2 separate regions of the Homo sapiens genome follow, and region 1 is linked to region 2. A link is a loop called in an ENCODE intact Hi-C map of the cell type or tissue named here. Cell type or tissue: HCT116. All regions are shown on one strand. Links, peaks and the distances in the headings refer to the core of each region. The heading gives the core; the rest is flanking DNA.

What was found. Hi-C counts contacts between places; a loop is a spot of excess contacts. Peaks named below come from ENCODE experiments on the same cell type or tissue, not always from the same donor. Only the 100,000 strongest peaks of a DNase experiment are listed, where the experiment ranks them.
Region 1: a loop joins it to region 2, with 5 times the contacts of the local background. A loop is called at or near these places in 2 of 110 quality-filtered maps.

What each region holds. Positions count from the first base shown.
Region 1 is chr12:52,391,418-52,399,742 of GRCh38, forward strand. It overlaps KRT82 (keratin 82), which reads right to left. Exons shown (of 9, transcript NM_033033.4): 6 at 5,466-5,591; 7 at 4,595-4,815; 8 at 4,342-4,373; 9 at 2,514-3,778. The coding sequence ends at 3,558. Among named protein-coding and RNA genes, the nearest start is that of KRT84, 9.9 kb to the left of the region's middle. RefSeq lists enhancers at 4,284-4,785, 4,908-5,077. In HCT116, for the core only: CTCF peaks have their summits at 4,575 (motif pointing right), 4,779 and 6,853; a DNase peak (open chromatin) is centred at 4,574.
Region 2 is chr12:52,152,985-52,161,309 of GRCh38, forward strand. No RefSeq gene overlaps it. Among named protein-coding and RNA genes, the nearest start is that of KRT80, 35 kb to the right of the region's middle. In HCT116, for the core only: a CTCF peak has its summit at 3,970 (motif pointing right); a DNase peak (open chromatin) is centred at 3,961; H3K4me3 peaks cover 119 bases; H3K27ac peaks cover 996 bases.

The DNA of each region.
Region 1 (8,325 bases), core at 153-8,152, 240 kb after region 2:
ATCCCAAAAGGGTGGTTACCAGGCCCCGAGCCTACCTCACCGCAGTGGGGGGAGTCTTCCTTCCCTCTTCTGCTTCATTCTTAGCTCAGTCCCAACACCAAGGTGGGCCGTTTCCTGGGCCTCGAGCAGCCATCTGTGAGATGGGGTGGCCAGTCTCCTTGGAATCTGTTTGCTGACTACAGGGCGGAGGGTCACTCTGGCTCTAGGGTGCTCTGAATTAGTCCTCAGCAGGGAGTGGAGCTGGATCCAGGCCCAGGTCCAGAGAGACGAGGCTTCAAGTGGGAACAAGGCTCTCAGATCCATCATTTCCTTCTCTCTTTCCCAGCATGTGGATGTGCATCCCCGGAATCACACTCACAGGCCCCAGCCATGTGCTGCGTGCCCAGCTGGCAGCTGTGATGCCCCAGCCTGGAGCCTGCTGCTGGCATCCTGCCCAGACAGTCCCGTGGGCCTCCAGGACTCAGGCTTGCCTGCCCCTCCTCCTGGGAGCTTCCAGAGCCTCAGGACTAAGGTGGGACTCTCAGTTCTGTCCCCATGGCCTTCTGCTCTGCCACCATCACAACAGTCCTCACAGCTGTAATTTTGTGTCCCCGGTCTGTATTTCCCGGTAGGCTGTAAGCCCATGGGGCATGCGGCCAAGGCCCCATTTAAAAAAAATAGCCTTACTGAGATATAATTGCTATTACTGTATATAATTCATTCATTTAAAATGTAAGAGTCAATGGCTTTTAGAGTGTGCAACCATCAATACAGCCAATTTTAGAACATTTTCATCACCCCAGAAGAAACCTTTATTTTTTATAAAAAAAAAATGTTTTTTAAGCGACAAGGTCTTGCTCTGTCACCCAGGCTGGAGTGCAGTGGTGCGATTATAGCTCACTGCAATCTTGAACTTCTGGGCTCAAGTGATCCTCCTGCTTCAGCTTCCCAAGTGGCTGGGACTGCAGGTGCAGCCACCACACCGGGCCAAAGCAACCTTTAGCTGTGGCTTCTATGACTCCCCTAAGCTCTGTATTCTCCTCCTTCCAGCCCTAAGCAGCCACAGCTCTGCTTTCTCTGTGGATTCCCATATTCTGGACATTCATACAAATGGAATTGTAAAATAGGTGGCCTTTCGTGACTGGCTTCTTTCACTTTGCATAATGTTTCCAAGGTTCATCCATGCTGTAGCATGTATCAGCACAGGACTCCTTTATATGGCAGAGAATATTCCATTGTGTAGGTGTGCCATATTTTGGATAGACACTGTGACATGTCTACACAGTGTTGTTTCCACATTTTAGTTATTAGGAGTAATGTGATAAACTTTCACGGGCATGTTTCTGCATGGACATAGGTTTCTATCTCTCTTGGATGTATGCCTAAGAGTGATAGTGCTGACTCACCTTGTACCTCTGTGGGGACCACGCTCAGGAACTGCCAGGCTGTCTTCCACAGTGGCTGCCCCATCTTACATTCTCTACCATCGGCCCCACATACAGTGTCTACTGCGCTTTATGGGGTAAACTGGCCGTGACCAGGGCTGTCTCATTCCGCACTGAGTCTCCAGGCCCTGGGTAGCCAGCCCCATAGCAGGTGCTTGAGAGATGCAGAATGAGCCAATGAGAATGTGAAGGAATGGGTTCTGCTGACTATGCTTGCTCTCAGATCTGACTCTAGACTTCCCTTCAGCCCCTGTCCATACAGTCTTCCCTGTGATCCTGTCTCTGACCCTCGCCAGGCAGTCGTGAGCTGCTTCTTGGGGCTCCCATGCTGTTTGGCCCTCATTATTTATGAATCTTCTCTCCGGGAGGCTGAGCGTCCTTCCAAGGTTAAGAGGGAGTCTTAGTCAATTCTGCAGCACCAGCCTCTAATGCAGGGCTTGGCGCAGCATGGGTGCTCTTTGGGGAGAGTGGGGAGTCATCCCAACTCTCAGGAGAGGGGAGCCATAAGGGGGAAAGCACCCCCCAGGAGGGGCTGTTTCAGGGGGTCGGTGAGGCAGAGGAAAGGGGACTGAGGCCTCACAGAGGGTGGAAGCACCGCCGCCAAATCTCCAGGTCTTGGGCTCTCTAAATGGGGAGAGGAGACTGGAGTGTCCTGGTCCTCCTCACTCCATGGGCTGCCACCATCTTCACTGCTTTCCTGGAGCTGGGGGTATCCAGGCACTGAGAATGGTTCGGGATAGGGACAGAGCCTAGGGCTTGGGGGCTGCTAAGTCTAGACACAATAGAGGACCCCAAGGATTTTCTCTAGGATGTGTATAGGACACCATGTAGTGAGGAGGCCTGTGTGCAATGGGCTTGTGGCTTTTAACATGGCAAGTGACTTGCAAACCATTGGGGTGTGACGTGCAGGTTTTAAGTGTGATTTGTATAGAGCCCTATTTCTTCCACAGGCAATTTGCAAATTATTTACATGTAGTGTTTCTGTTTGTATAATAGTCTTCATTTCTGTTCCGAAGACTCCAGTCCCAAAAAGCTGCTCACCAGTTCCCCCTCAGCCTTATCACACTTTCCACAGAGCAGAGTAAATAATCCTGATTGCTATAATCCATGAACAGAGTAGGTTTATTTTGAACAGAAGCCCAGATGTTCAGGGCAGAGGCCCTGGAGCCCCAGTGGGACAGGCTTGGCATGAGGGGCTTCTGGGAGGTAGTCAGCCCACACCTCCTCCATCTATGAGCTCCTGAGCCAGGGCCTCCAAGTCAGCTGGGGCAGCCCCACATCACTGTCATATCAGACTCAAAGCAAAAGGAGCTAAAGGGTTGGGGAACAGGAAGGGGCGGCTATGTACAGAAGGGGATGGGTGGAGGGGGAACTGATTCCATTGAGAAAATGGTATCTGTTTTTGGTTTTCCAACTGTCCAGTAAACATTCCATATCCCTTTGCCCTTTGTTCTAGGCATTGGCCTGACATCACCTGCCAATGTGAGCTCAGGAGAAAGATTTATTCTCACAGTTTGGGTTCAACATACCTGAGAAAGTAAATCTACTGCCCAAAGGCCACCTCTTGATTCTCTGTGCTGAGAGGACATTGGCAGGTCCTGACTGATCCTGAAATCGTGGCACTTGGCTTTGGAATTTAGAGTGGGATTTGGGGGTGTCTCCTTTTGATATTTGCAGTGTGCATGTTTCAGGCGGTGTTAAAGGAAATTCACTTTTCTTAGGGGCATGAGAGCCTAAAGTAAGGGCAGTGTGAGCCTGTGGTGGGAGAGGAGCTGACTTTGTGAGGAAACTTCCATGGGATGATCCACAGAGCAGAACTGTGGTGTGCCCATTTGACCTTTTGGGGGTTATTGCCATTCTGCGGTTAAGAGCAATGCATGCTCTTTCTCTGCCGTCTGTCCCCACCATCTGGGCCTAGCTGAGGGTCTGCACACAGGTGAGTGGAAGGTGACTCATGAGGCAAAGGAGGGGTCCTAGGGGCAGCTCAGCTCTCAAGGAGGGAACACTGGAGGGGAATGTGGAGTCAATAAAGGGAGGTGGGGTTTTGGAACATCCTTGTCTTCAGCCCTGGTGGGAGTGTGACATCCAGGGCCATGGGGCAGGGGCTCTGTCTCCTGGATGTCTCGGATCATGCTAATGCTTGTGGCTGGGGGAGCTGCCCCCAGCTCCTAGCGTCATGCTGGATTTCCGCCCGCTCCCACAGCTCAGTAGCCCCTGGGGCTCGCAGGGGACATAGAGTTCACCAGTGCCCACGATGCTGCAGCCCCCATTGCTCCTGAGGACGCCAGTGCTGAGGACAGGCGTGCTGACCCCACATGGCTCGTACAGGAAGGCGCCTTTGGAGCTGCTCACTGCTGTGGGAACAGGAAGGGGTGCTCAGGGCCCCACACGGTGTGGCTCTCAGTGTACTGCCCTGAAACTACTCAGCCAGGCCATTCCTCCCACCTCCTGCCACTCACCTCTACAGACACCCCATTCCAGCCTCCAGCCTCCGCGTCTCCCACCCTAGCCACATAAAGTGCTTGCAAGGTCCCCATGCACCTCTCTCCTTTCCCTAGAGCCTGGGCAAGGCCAGGCTGGATTCAGCTTCACCATTTCTCAGTTTCTACTGGTCCCTCCTTCCTAAGCTTGCTTCAAATCCTCTTCCTCTAGAAGAGCATCCTCTTGTCAGGGTGGTTATTTGTGGCTTCTGGGCCCTGAAGCACTTGGACCATGTTGTTGCAAATCTGCTCCTAGTCTGACTCCCAAAAGATTTGGATAGCCCTTTCCACCAGCCTGGGAGCTCACGGCAGACAGAGCTCTTCCTTTGGGGTAGGGGAGGCATCAGAGGTCTAGGAAGGGGTGGTGTGGGCTGCCTGTGTTGGGGTGATCAACCCCCAAGACTCCAGAGCCAGTGGGGCATGGCTCATCTACTTACAGATATTCACGGGCCCGATGCCTTCGCACAGCCTGGGGATGAGAGGAAAAAGAAAACAGGTATCTACATCAAACAGATGCAGGTAAATGCAGCATCTCCCCGCTCCCGCCCTCATTGTGGACCATGTGCTGCTGTGGGTTTTCAATGAATGTGGGTAGGGGACGGGGTGAGAGATACTAGCAGCCGCCACCAGAGGGCTGGGTAATGGCCATACCTGGTAGCCCATCTTTGACCCCCTCCTGGAGGAGCTCACCTGTGCTCTTCACCCTCCAGCAGGCGCCTGTAGGTGGCGATCTCGATGTCCAGGCCCAGCTTGGAGTTCATCACCTCCTGATATTCCTTGAGCAGGCAGGCCATGTCCTGCTTGGCCTTCTGCAGAGCCTCCTCCAGCCCTGCCAGCTTGCACTTGGCATCATTGAGAGCCGCCTCGCCCTGCTGCTCTGCCTCAGCTATGGCACCCTCAAGTTTGCAGCGCTGTGGGAGGGGCGCAGAAAAGCATCACTGGGGGCCCTGGAGCCCCAAGCCAGACTCGCAGAAGAGCAGAGAGAACACGGGGGTGGCTACGTGCCAGGCTCACATTTGCGAGCTTCATCCTAGGATTGCGACATCTGGTTCCTCCAGGGAACTGGGATGGGTTTTCTGTCTAAAATACCTCCAAGAGAGCGGGGATTTTCCTCTTAAGTATGCTGAGAAATTTCTGTGGGGTTAATATGTTTTAAATGCCCAGCTGGTCTTCCCTAGCCCAGGAGAATGGAGTGGGTCTGATTTTATGAACAACTGAGAGTCACCTTGAATTTCAGGATCATAGAATCACAGTCTTTGGGTCTGAAGGGACCGTGGAGTGCATCTTTTCTATACTTGCACCTAGTGAAGCATCCTTGCTTCTCATCTTTGACATTGGTCACCTCGTTTCTGTTGGGGACCTGACTATTTCCTGTGGCTGCTCATCCTGCTGTGGGTCAGCCCTTTGGTAGAAAGGGCTTGCTTCTGCTTGAGCAAGGCAGCACAAGTTTATTCCCTCTTCAATGGCACTCACAGCAAGGATTGAACCCGCCCTGCACGGCACAGACTGGCCAGTCAGCCCAGGATGGCTGTTGCAGCAAGGAAGTCCTCCCCAGCCTCACCTGGGCTTTGACATTCTCGGTTTCTTGCTGCAGCCGCTGGATCAGTTTATTCATTTCCAGGATCTCGTTCTTACGGTTGCGGAGGTTGTCACAGTGGTTCCCAGCTGTGACTCTCAGCTCCTCATACTGCCAGGACAGAGAGGTCAGAGCCCCAGGCCCCACAAGATGGCATCTCCTAGCCTCTTTTCTCACTGTTCCCAGTCTTTTCTCCCGTGACTTCCTAGTTCAGGTGTTCTCTGGTTCTCATACTGGTTCTGCTCCTTTACCTTCTTCCGCTTCTGGGCAATTTTGGGTCCTTTATGTGGGCTGTTCCTGATTCCCATCTCACCCCATCCCCAGCTCCAGGCTTGTTAGATTTTTCTCCAGCCTCTGAGATCCCCTCCTCTGTTGAGCTGTTCTGTGTCTGGTCCTTTTCTCTGTCCCAGAGCCCAAGTTCACCTGAGGGCTCCCTCCCTTTTAGATATGCCTCTGGAACTTGGAAGGGGTTTCTGTGCTCAGCCTGGGTTGCCTAACAGACCAAGGACTGCCCATTAGGATGGGTCTGCCCATCAGGATGAGAACATTTGTATGTTTTCCACAAAAACAATAAAAAAAACAAAATGCAATTTATGTCCTACCTTGAGGTAACACTTTTTTATAAAAACCTTTGCACTCTGAATCCAATTTCTGAATAGTAGTGTGTACAGATTACATTTGTAAGTTTTAAAAAATTAGCTGACTTTAGATTTTCTGATAGTGAGTGGGAGCATATTATATAGAAAATGCAAAATGAGAGATAAGCACATAATCACACTCATTGGCTCTTTTGTTATTTGGTTACAGTAGGAAAGTCTGCAGTTGCCTAGTAAATATCCATTGTCCTCTTCTTAAAACAGAACCCCTGGCTGGGCTCAGTGACTGACACCTGTAATGCCAGCATTTTGGAAGGCTGAGGCGGGCAGATCATTTGAGGTCAAGAGTTCAAGACCAGCCTGGCCAACATGGTGAAACCCCATCACTACTAAAAATACACAAATTAGCTGAGTATGGTGGTGCATGCTTATAATCCCAGCTACTTGGGAGGCTGAGGCAGGAGGATCACTTGAACCTGGGAGGCAGAGGTTGCAGTGAGGCGAGATTGCACCACTCACTGCACTCTAGCCTGGGCAATAGAGCAAGACTCCATCTCAAAATAAACAAACAAACAAAAAACAAAAATAACAGCAACAGAAAAAACCCAGAACCAAATAGAACACTGCTTTTATTTAGGGTAACAATGAGCCCAGATAAGAGAATATTTCTCAGTCTTCCAATCAATGAGATCTATGACCATGGCTGGGTAGGGCTTCTGGGTAAGCTCTTTAAAGGGGGGAATGACCCAGTTGGCTTTTTTTGCCTCTGTTCTCCTTGCTGCCAGGCGTAAGCATGTGAGATTGGAGGTGCTGCAGCTTTCTTGGAACATGAGGCAACCAAGAGGATGGAGCATGTATTACAGATGGCAGAATGGTGAACTCAAAGGATCCTGGGTCCCTGATGATGTCACAGAATCTCTGTGTCATCCTGGGCAGTCTATTTTGTACTTCAAGCTACTTTAGAAAAAAGTAAAAATTCAATTTTAACTTTTTTTTTTTTTTTTAGAATTTCTGATCCTGGTAGCCAAATGCAATCTTCAACTAATAGAATTTTCTCTAAGATTCTGACTTAGCAGGATGGGAAAATGAGGTGGTTGTAATCCTGAACCCAACATGGCTGATGGTTGTTGCCAGGGGCAACCAGAGGAAGGGCCAGCCAGAGTGAAACCTGGCCGTGGGTGGGTCACAGACAGGTTCACCAGGAGCTGACTCCATTTCAAGTTTTCATACTTCCAACCACCATGGAGCTCCAGAAAATGGGCAGAGCATCACTTTGGGCACTCCCTGGGCAGTGGCACCCACTGCCTTCAGAACAAAGCCAAATGACTTAGCACAGCCCTGCAGATGCTGTGACCTGGCCTCAAGCTACCCCTCCAGCCCGATCTCCACAGCACATGGCACTCCAGGCCCCTCAATTTCTGCTGCTGTGTCCTAGCACCTGCTGCTCAGCCTGGCACACCCTCCCCCCATCTCCCCTTTGAATCTTATTTGTCCTTCAAGATTAGATCAAATGACAACACCTTTGCCTTTGTGACACAATTTGTTCCCTCTGTCATCAAACTCCCTTTACCTGCTGCTCCACCTTTGCAATCACTTCCTGCTAGCTGGTGTTTTGGTTTGGGAAGCACATCCTTGCTGGCCACCCTAATTGAAACTGCACTCCAACACTCCCTACCCTTCCCCTGGTTTATTTGCTTCCTAGCACTTGGTATCACAGTCTAACATACATCCACTGCACTTATGTGCCTTGTTTATCATCCATCACCCTGCCCCTCCAACCCTACCCTGGAACCCAGCTTGTCTCTGGAATGAAAGCGACATGAAGGCAGGGACTAGTGTCTGTTCTGTTCCCTGCTGTGTCTCCAGCTTCTAGAACTGTGCTTGGCACGTGGTTGATGCTGAATACACAGTGTTGAATGAGTGGACCAATGAGTGCATGCATGCATGGCGCCTTTCACAGGCAGGGCAGGAGAGGCTGAGATGATGATATTTGTTAAATCTAATTACCCTTAGGGCCCCCCTGCCCTCCAAGCAAGCCCCTAATTATTAAGTCTGAGGCCATCTTAATCACTGTTTCTGCTCTACCATTAGTAGCCACCCCATGCCACTAGCCTCCTCCCACGCCTCGAAGCTTAGAGCCCTCTTTGCCATCATTACAGTTCAGTAAAACCAATTAGTGTTTACTGAACGCTGCCTACAGGAGCACTTCCAGTGAGTCTGCAGGTAAAAACTGCTGGGCGCCCTGGCAC
Region 2 (8,325 bases), core at 86-8,085:
CCTTATCAGACTGGCAGCCCCCCAGGGCAAGGCTCCTCAGGAACGGGCCTCTTGGGGCCCCAGCTTCATCCCATGGCTGCCCATGGCTCCCAGGCTAGGTGAGTGGGTGGAAGGTGGGAGACTGAGAAGGAAACACAAACTTTGGCCTGTTCTGGTACTGCCTGGCCTGGCCTCCCCTGCCTGGTGTCTCTGAGGGGAAGCCGGGGCCATGGGCAGCCTGGAAGGGGCTGGAGAGTGGCTCACCCCTCAGCCTCTGCTGACCCTGCCCTTGACCCGCAGGGCCAGGACAGAGAGGGGAGTGGGAGGCACATTCCTGGCATTTGGAGGGAGAGACTGAGGCCATGAAGGGCAGGCTCTGGCAGCATAGGAGGGTGGTGGGGGGAGGGGAGTGCAAACTTCATTTCTGTCTGACAGATGGGTAAACTGAGGCTCAAGTTCCTCCAGCAAGTTAGCGGCAGAAGCAGGACGAGAACCAGGGCCCTTGACTCCCAGCATAGTGCTCTCTTCCCCTTTCCCTATCTCCACATTTTTTGGGTTGGTTTGAAACGGCAAAGAGAGGGTGTGTGTCTCAGAATATGTTCAGGGTCCCCTTCCCAAGCCCAGGTCTGGCTGTGGCCATACCAGTGACACTCTCCTGGCCATGGTCTGGGCTTCGAAGTTCCAGAAGAGACCTTGTCTGGGCAATGTAAATCCCACTAACCCTAAGGCTCAGCCCTGGGGGAAGGTCCCCCTCAGCCTGCTCCTTGACAGAGGGCATCAGCTGTTTCCACTGGTATATCCCCTCTTTCCCTTTCTTCTCCACCAGCGGGGCAGTGCTAGGACATAGGGCAACGCTCAGAGTTCGAGGGTCACCTGAGTCCTGACCGTCTCCAAAAACTGTGGGGAGGGGTCAGGAGGTCCAGCTCCTGGTTTAAAGTCCTGCTCTGTTGGTTGACAGGCTGTGCGGCTTAGAGCAAGGCCCTTCCTCTCTCTGGACCTCAGTTTCTCCATCTGTAAAATGAGGGGTAGGTGACATTCATGGTTTTAGTATGTTACCCCCTGGAGGATGCCTGTGCTACCCACTATATCCCCAAACCTGAGGTGTGAGGTGGCCCTGACCTATTTTGGAGGGAAATGGGAGGGGATGGGCCTACCTGGGCTGTACCAGCTACTTTTTGGCTGGTTTAGTTTTCAGAGGACTAAAGGAAGGGGATCATTGTCTGCTAAGTATGGCAGCAATTTCTGCTGTTCCTCCAGGCTCCAACGTGCCCCAACTTCCCCTCAGAGACATCAGGTAGGAGAGGCCAGGCCAGGCAGTACCAGAACAGGCACAAGTTTGTGTTTCTCTTCTGCTTGGGGTAAGGTCAGGTAAGGGGAAGGGACCCATATTAGCCTTTTGAGGCTTGATAGGTCGAGTGTTTGGTGTCTGAAAACTACACCTTCTTTTCTTTTTTGATAGGGTCTCACTCTGTCACCCAGGATGGAGTGCAGTGGCACGATCTCCACTCACTGCAACCTCTGCCTCCCAGGCTCAAGCCATCCTCCTACCTCAGCCTCCTGAGTAGCTGGGACTACAGGCACATGCCACCATGTCCGGCTAATTTTTGTATTTTTTGTATAGATGGCGTTTCACTATGTTGCGCAGGCTGGTCTTGAACTCCTGTGCTCAAAGCCATCCACCTGCCTTGGCCTCCCAAAGTGCTGGGATCACACACAGGCATGAGCTGCTCCCAGCTGAAAGCTACAATTTTTTTTTTTTTTTTATTGGAGATGGAATCTCACTTTGTCACCCAGGCTGGAGTGCAGCGGTGTGATCTTGGCTCACTGCAGCCCCCACTTCCTGGGTTCAAATGATTCTCCTGCTTCAGCCTCCCAAGTAACTGGGATTACAGGTGTGGGCCAACACACCTGGCTAATTTTTTGTATTTTTAGTAGAGATGGAGTTTCACCATGTTGGCCAGGCTGGTCTCGAACTCCTGACCTCAGGTGATCCACCTGCCTCGGCCTCCCAAGGTGCTAGGATTACAGGCATGAGCCACTGCACCCAGCCAGAAAGCTACACTTTCGAGGGTTGACCTTGAAACTACGTGGGGCCATGTGGCTATCCCTGATCCCCTGGAAGGTCTTCAGAGTTAGCTTATCAGCTCAAGTTATTCTCCACTCTGAGTACACGACAGGGAACTCCTCTCCCTCAGTGCTTAGGCACTGGGGTGGCCATGGGGGTTGGGGCAGCAGTGGCCTGTCAGGGCAGGGTTTTGCAAGGGGACTTAGCATCCTCGGGAGAGGAGGACACTGGCCATCTTCCTTTTTCCAGGAGGTCATGGGGAGAGTATGTGGTGGGACACCGTGGGCCTCCCTCCACCAGAAACATGGTCTTAGCAGCCACGGGCTTGTAGGGGGATGGAGCTGAGGAGAGGACTGTCAGGCAGGCTGGAGAGCCTCCAGGGGGACCCTAGTCTCCCCCAATCTCAGGGAGCTCCTTAAAGCAGCCACAATCCACTGCAAAAGGGCAAAGCCTATGGGGGGGCCTGGGGGAAGTAGGACTCCAAGGCCTCCATTTTGTACCCCTAAAGGCTGTAGCCAAGAGGAGGAGGAATGCAGGATTCCCCGCTAGGCCCTGTTCTGACAGGCTGGGGAGGAAGGGTGGGGCTCCCAAGTGAGCCCACATGCTCCTGATCTCAGGTCGTAGCTAGGCAGCTTTGTAAACAGCAGAAACACAGAGCAGCCTCTGTGTGTGTGTGTGTGTGTGTGTGTGTGTGTGCATGTGTATGTGTGTGCCTGTGCTGGGGGACTCACGCCCCAGAGGGGACCCTTCTCATTACTTTATAGTCACAGTTATATACAGGTCTGAGGCTGGGGTTCTGCCAGCTAATGCTTGCTGGCATTAGCTGTGTTGCAGGTCTGTGTTGCAGGTCTGCTCCATGTATTGTCTCCTTTAATCTTCCCAACCCTATAGGCAGGCATCCTTATTACCCAGTTTTACAGGTGGGGAAACTGAGGCTCTGAAAGTTGCAGATGCTCAGGGTCACAGAGCAACTGAGTGATAAAGCCAGGTCAGGGTTCAAATTGAGGTCTGTCTGACTTCAGTCCAGTTATACTCCTGGCACCTGTGGACGTGTGTGCATGTGAGCACTGATCAAGGGCTATGTGTATGCACATGTGCGGATGTGTGCTTTGATGGTGGGCCTCAGTCTGCCTGCGCCTGTTGAGGACACCTGCATGTAGGCGTGGATGTCTCCGCCCAGGGATGGAGGTGTGCACACAGATGTCCATTTGCACTTATGTTTGCACAATGCACGTATGTTGGGTACACATGTATGTGTTGTATGTGTGCACATGTGAACATATGCATAAGAACATATGCTTGTGCACAGTGTGCCTGCATTTGTGAGTAGGTGTGTGCATAGGCTGTGCATATGTGTGTTCATATCTGCAGATAGCCATGTCCCCAGGTATATGTGGTCATCTCCAAAGGCTGACCTCACTCCAGTTCACTCAGCCTGTGTCCCCTTCTCAGGCTCCTGACTCACCACATGTGTGGAATCTATTTGCATGTCAGTCCCACTGAGTCAGTGTCACAGCAGGATGTGTGATGGCCTTGCTGGTGGTACAGGGACTTCGAAGGAGGGGCGCTTGGGGAGAGGTAGGATTGGCAGGGATGAGTGTTGAATAGGAAGGTGGCGGATGGGATGAAAGAGATTAAGGCCAGGTGTGGAGGCGGGCCTAGGTGTTTTTCAGCCCCCAGTCAGGGGTAGAGGCCTCAAGGAGGCTAATCCTGCCCCCTGTACTTACCTCTTTCTTATTTTTTATTTTTATTTTTAGATAGAGATGGGGTCTCACTATATTGCCCAGGCTTGTCTCGAACCCCTGAGCTCAAGCGATCCTCTCACCTCGCCCCAGGAACAGCTCTTTGCACTGTCCCAGACCCCAGGCCATAGGTATCTGGTTCCCCATTGGGCGTGGAGGTGCAGATGAGGCAGTGGTCAGCAGGGGGCGCTCAGAGCCTGCAGATGGTGGGGAGCCATGGAACAAGCAGGTGGGAATGGGAGTGGGGAGGGTAGGGCTGAACCACGGGCACAGACCCACCTGCGGGGAAAGGGTGGAGGAACATGAACTTTGCAACATGAGGGGCAGACTCCCAGAGGGCCAGATATACACATCCTCCCCAGAGGGACAGGCCCTCTCCAACAGACTCACAGACCCTCAGAAGGACAGACACAGGGACAATCCCTCACCCTCTGAGAACATTCCGGGCCCAATGAGCCGGAGGGAGGTGAGAGTGACCACACTGGCCTGCATGTCCCTCTGGAGGCAGGGGGTGTTGGCTCTTGGTGACAGTGAGGAGGGGAAGGAAGGCAAGGGCTCTAGAGTCAGGCACGCTCAAGGTCTGACTTCAGCGTTGCCTCTGGGTGACCTGAGCTCTCCTGAATGGGGCAATGTCTTCCAGGTGTCCAGCTCAGGCCTGGACACGCAACGTCACCCTGGAGGTTATGAGAGGTTGCCAGAGCCTCCGTCATTGGTATGTCTGCACATTTCTCCAAGCATCTACTAAGTGCCAGGTCCACTGCAAGGCGCTGGGGATATGGTAATGATCAAGTCACACTCAGTGGCTCCTGCCACTGCTAGGGAGCTAACATTCTAACGGGGGGAGTATCTTAGGATACTTGGGATACAAAATGATCACTATTCCCCCCATTTGATTATTTGAAGTGGAAATTATGGGACAAAAGGCAGAGACTGGCAGGGAAGGCCCTTTCCTCTTTTATTGCTTATCAAATGCAGGCTGAGAAAAGTCCAGATATTATGGTACTGCTGTGGTCCCCTGCCTCTTACTGCAGAGGTCAGATCCAAACCCTCCATCTCATTCAGTCAAAGCTGAGGTTCAACAGTGGCCCCTGAGGCCTAGTGTAGGCTGAACCCCCCGCCTCTCCCCTCATCCCTCCTCGCAAGTCCTCAAACATGATAGGCAGGTTCTGCCTCCGGGCCTTTGCCCTTGCTGTTCTGCCTCTGGGCCTCTGGCCTTGCTATTCTCTCTTCCTGGAATGGTCTTCCCCAGGCTTCTGCGTGGCTTGTTTCTTCATCTCTTGTTTTTTTTTTTTTTGAGATGGAGTCTCACTCTGTCACCCAGGGTGGAGTGCAGTGGTTCAATCTCAGCTCATTGTAACCTCTATCTCCTGGGTTCAAGTGATTCTCCTGCCTCAGCCTCCCCAGTAGCTGGGACTACAGGCACCTGCCACCACACTCAGCTAATTTTTTTGTACTTTTAGTAGAGACGGGGTTTCACCATGTTGGCCAGGCTGGTCTCGAACTCCTGACCTCAGGTGTTCCACCCGCCTTGGCCGGCCAAAGTGCTGGGATTACAGGCGTGAGACACTGCGCCTGGCCAAAATGTTCCTTTCTTAGTGAGGCTTTTCCTGACCTCCCTATTAATCACCCTACTCTCAACATTCCCTATGCTCTTTCTGCTTTAGTTTTCTCCATAGCACTTTTTATCAACGTCTAGTCAGCTATGTCTTTTACATGAATATATTTCTTCCTTGTTTTTTTCTTCCCATGAGAACATAAACTCCATGTGGGCTGGGATTTGGGCAGATTTGTTCACAGCTGTATCCCCAGGGCCTAGAATGTGCCTGGCACATCGTAAGTATCAATAAATATTTGTCAATGCATGTTTGTCAAGTGAATGTTGAGTGCTGGCCTTGCAGTGGCACACCCCTCTTCCTGACGGGGGCTAATGATGGGTCGGGGGTTGGGGGGGCACGATTTAAAGGCTGCAGTTGAGTTGATGCTGGCATAACCTTTTGGGGGCTAGGGGCCTGGGGATGTTAGTCCCTTTTGTGCTGCTATAACTGAAGACTATAGACTGGGTACTTTATAAACAATAGAAGTTTATTTGGCACATGGTTCTGGAGGCTGGGAAGTCCAAGATCATGGGGCTGCATTTTGTGATGGCCTGATGGCTTCTTGCTGCATCATGACATGGCAGAAGGCATCACATGGGATACAGTGCATGACAGAGAACAAGAGAAGGCCAAACTCATTTTTTTTTTGAGACGGAGTCTCGCTTTGTCGCCCAGGCTGGAGTGCAGTGGTGCAATCTCGGCTCACTGCAAGCTCCACCTCCCAGGTTCACGCCATTCTCCTGCCTCAGCCTCCCAAGTAGCTGGGACTACAGGCGCCCACCACCACGCCCGGCTAATTTTTTTGTATTTTTAGTAGAGATGGGGTTTCACTGTGTTAGCAGGATGGTCTCGATCTCCTGACCTCATGATCCACCCACCTCGGCCTCCAAAAGTGCTGGGATTACAGGTGTGAGCCATCGTGCCCGGCCCAAACTCATTTTTATAACAAACCCATTCCTGCAGTAACATAAATTCATTCATGACAGTAGAGCCCCCATGACCTAATCACCTCTTAAACATCCTGCCTCTCAACATGCTGCATTGGGAATTAAGCTCTAATACATGAATTTGTGGGACACACTCAAACCATAGCATTCTACCCCTGGCCTCTAAAATTCATGTCCTTCTCCTATGCAAAATACGTTCATTCCATCCCAATGGCCCTGAAAGTCTTAACTTGTTTCAGCATCAACTCAAAAGTCCAAAGTCTAGAGTCTAAATCTAAATCATACATAGAGAGACTGAAGTTATCATTCACCCTGGAGCACATTCCCCTCCATCTGTGAGCCTGTGACATAAAAACAAGTGATCTACTTCCAAAATACAATGGTGTGACAGGCATAGGACAGACGTTCACATCCCAAAAGGAGAAATAGGCAAGAAGAAAGGGGTAATAGGCCCCAAGCAATTCCAAAACCCAACATGGCAGACAACATTCATCTTTTTTTTTTTTTGAGACGGAGTCTAGCTCTGTTCCCTAGGCTGAAATGCAGTGGTACAATCTTAGCTCACTGCAACCTCCGCCTTCTGGGTTCAAGCGATTCTCCTAGCTCAGCCTCCCAAATAGCTGGGATTACAGGTGTGCACCACCACGCCCAGCTAATTTTTGTATTTTTAGTAGGGACAGGGTATTGCCATATTGGCCAGGCTGGTCTTGAACTCCTGACCTCAGGTGATCTGCCCACCTTGGCTTCCTAAAGTGCTGGGACTACAGGCATGAGCCACCGTGCCCAGCCAACATTACAACTTAAGACTCCAGGATAATCTTTCACTCCATGTGCTTCCTACACTGAGGGATTTGGGCCCCCAAAGGGTTGGGAAAGCCAGTTCCCACAGCTTTGCTGAACTCAGCCCATGCAGCAGCTCTCCCGGGCTGGAGTGGCACATTGGTAGTCTACAGTTCTGGGGTCTCTGAGGTGGCCTCGCTCCCATGGCTCCACTAGGCATTCCTGGCAGGAACTCTCTCTGGTGGCTCTGCCCCTGTGAAAAGTCTCTGTCTGGGCCCTCAGGCTGTCGATGACATCATTTGAAATCCAGGTGGAGGCTGCCAAGGCCCCACAGTTTTTATATTCTGCCCACCTGCAGAATTAGCATCACAGGGATGCCACCAAGGTTTACAGCTTGTACCTTCTGGAGTGGTGGGTCAAACTGCACCTGGACCTGCTTGAGCCATGGCTGGGACAGCCAAGGGGCACTGCACTGGAAATCGGGGAGCAGAGTCTTGAGGTGGATGGGGCAGTGAATGCTGATTTCCCTTGGGCAGCTCTCTGGAAACCTTGCCCTCAAGCTCCTGGTTTGCCTTGAAGATCTCCTAAATGCCTTCAGGTTCATTCCCCCATTGTCTTGATGAATAGAACCTGGCTTCCTTTTATCCATATTAATCACTTTAGCAAATGGTCACTTGGCTATATGCTTAGTGCTCTCACCCAAACATGCTTTTTTTATTCTTTTTTTTCTTTTGAGACAGAGGCTCACATTGTCGCCCAGGCTGGAGTGCAATGGCGTAATCTCCGCTCACTGCAACCTCCGCCTCCCAGGTTCAAGCGATTCTCCTGCATCAGCCTCTTGAGTAGCTGGGATTACAGGTGTGTGCCACCACGTCCAGCTAATTTTTTGTATTTTTTTTTAGTAGGGATGGGGTTTCATGGTGTTAGCCAGGATGGTCTCGATCTCCTGACCTCGTGATCTGCCTGCCTCAGCCTCCCAAAGTGTTGGGATTACAGGCATAAGCCACCGCGCACGGCTGCTTTTTTATTCTTTAAATGGCCAGGCTGAGAGTTTTCCAAATCTTTCTGTTCTGCTTTCTTTGAAATTATAAATTCCATCTTTGAGTCATTCTCTCTTCTCTCACTTTATTGTAAGTGGACAAAAGAAGCCATGCGGCACCGTCGGCACTCTGCTGCTTTGCTGTTTGTTGCTCCTGCCGGATTTCCTAGGTCATTAC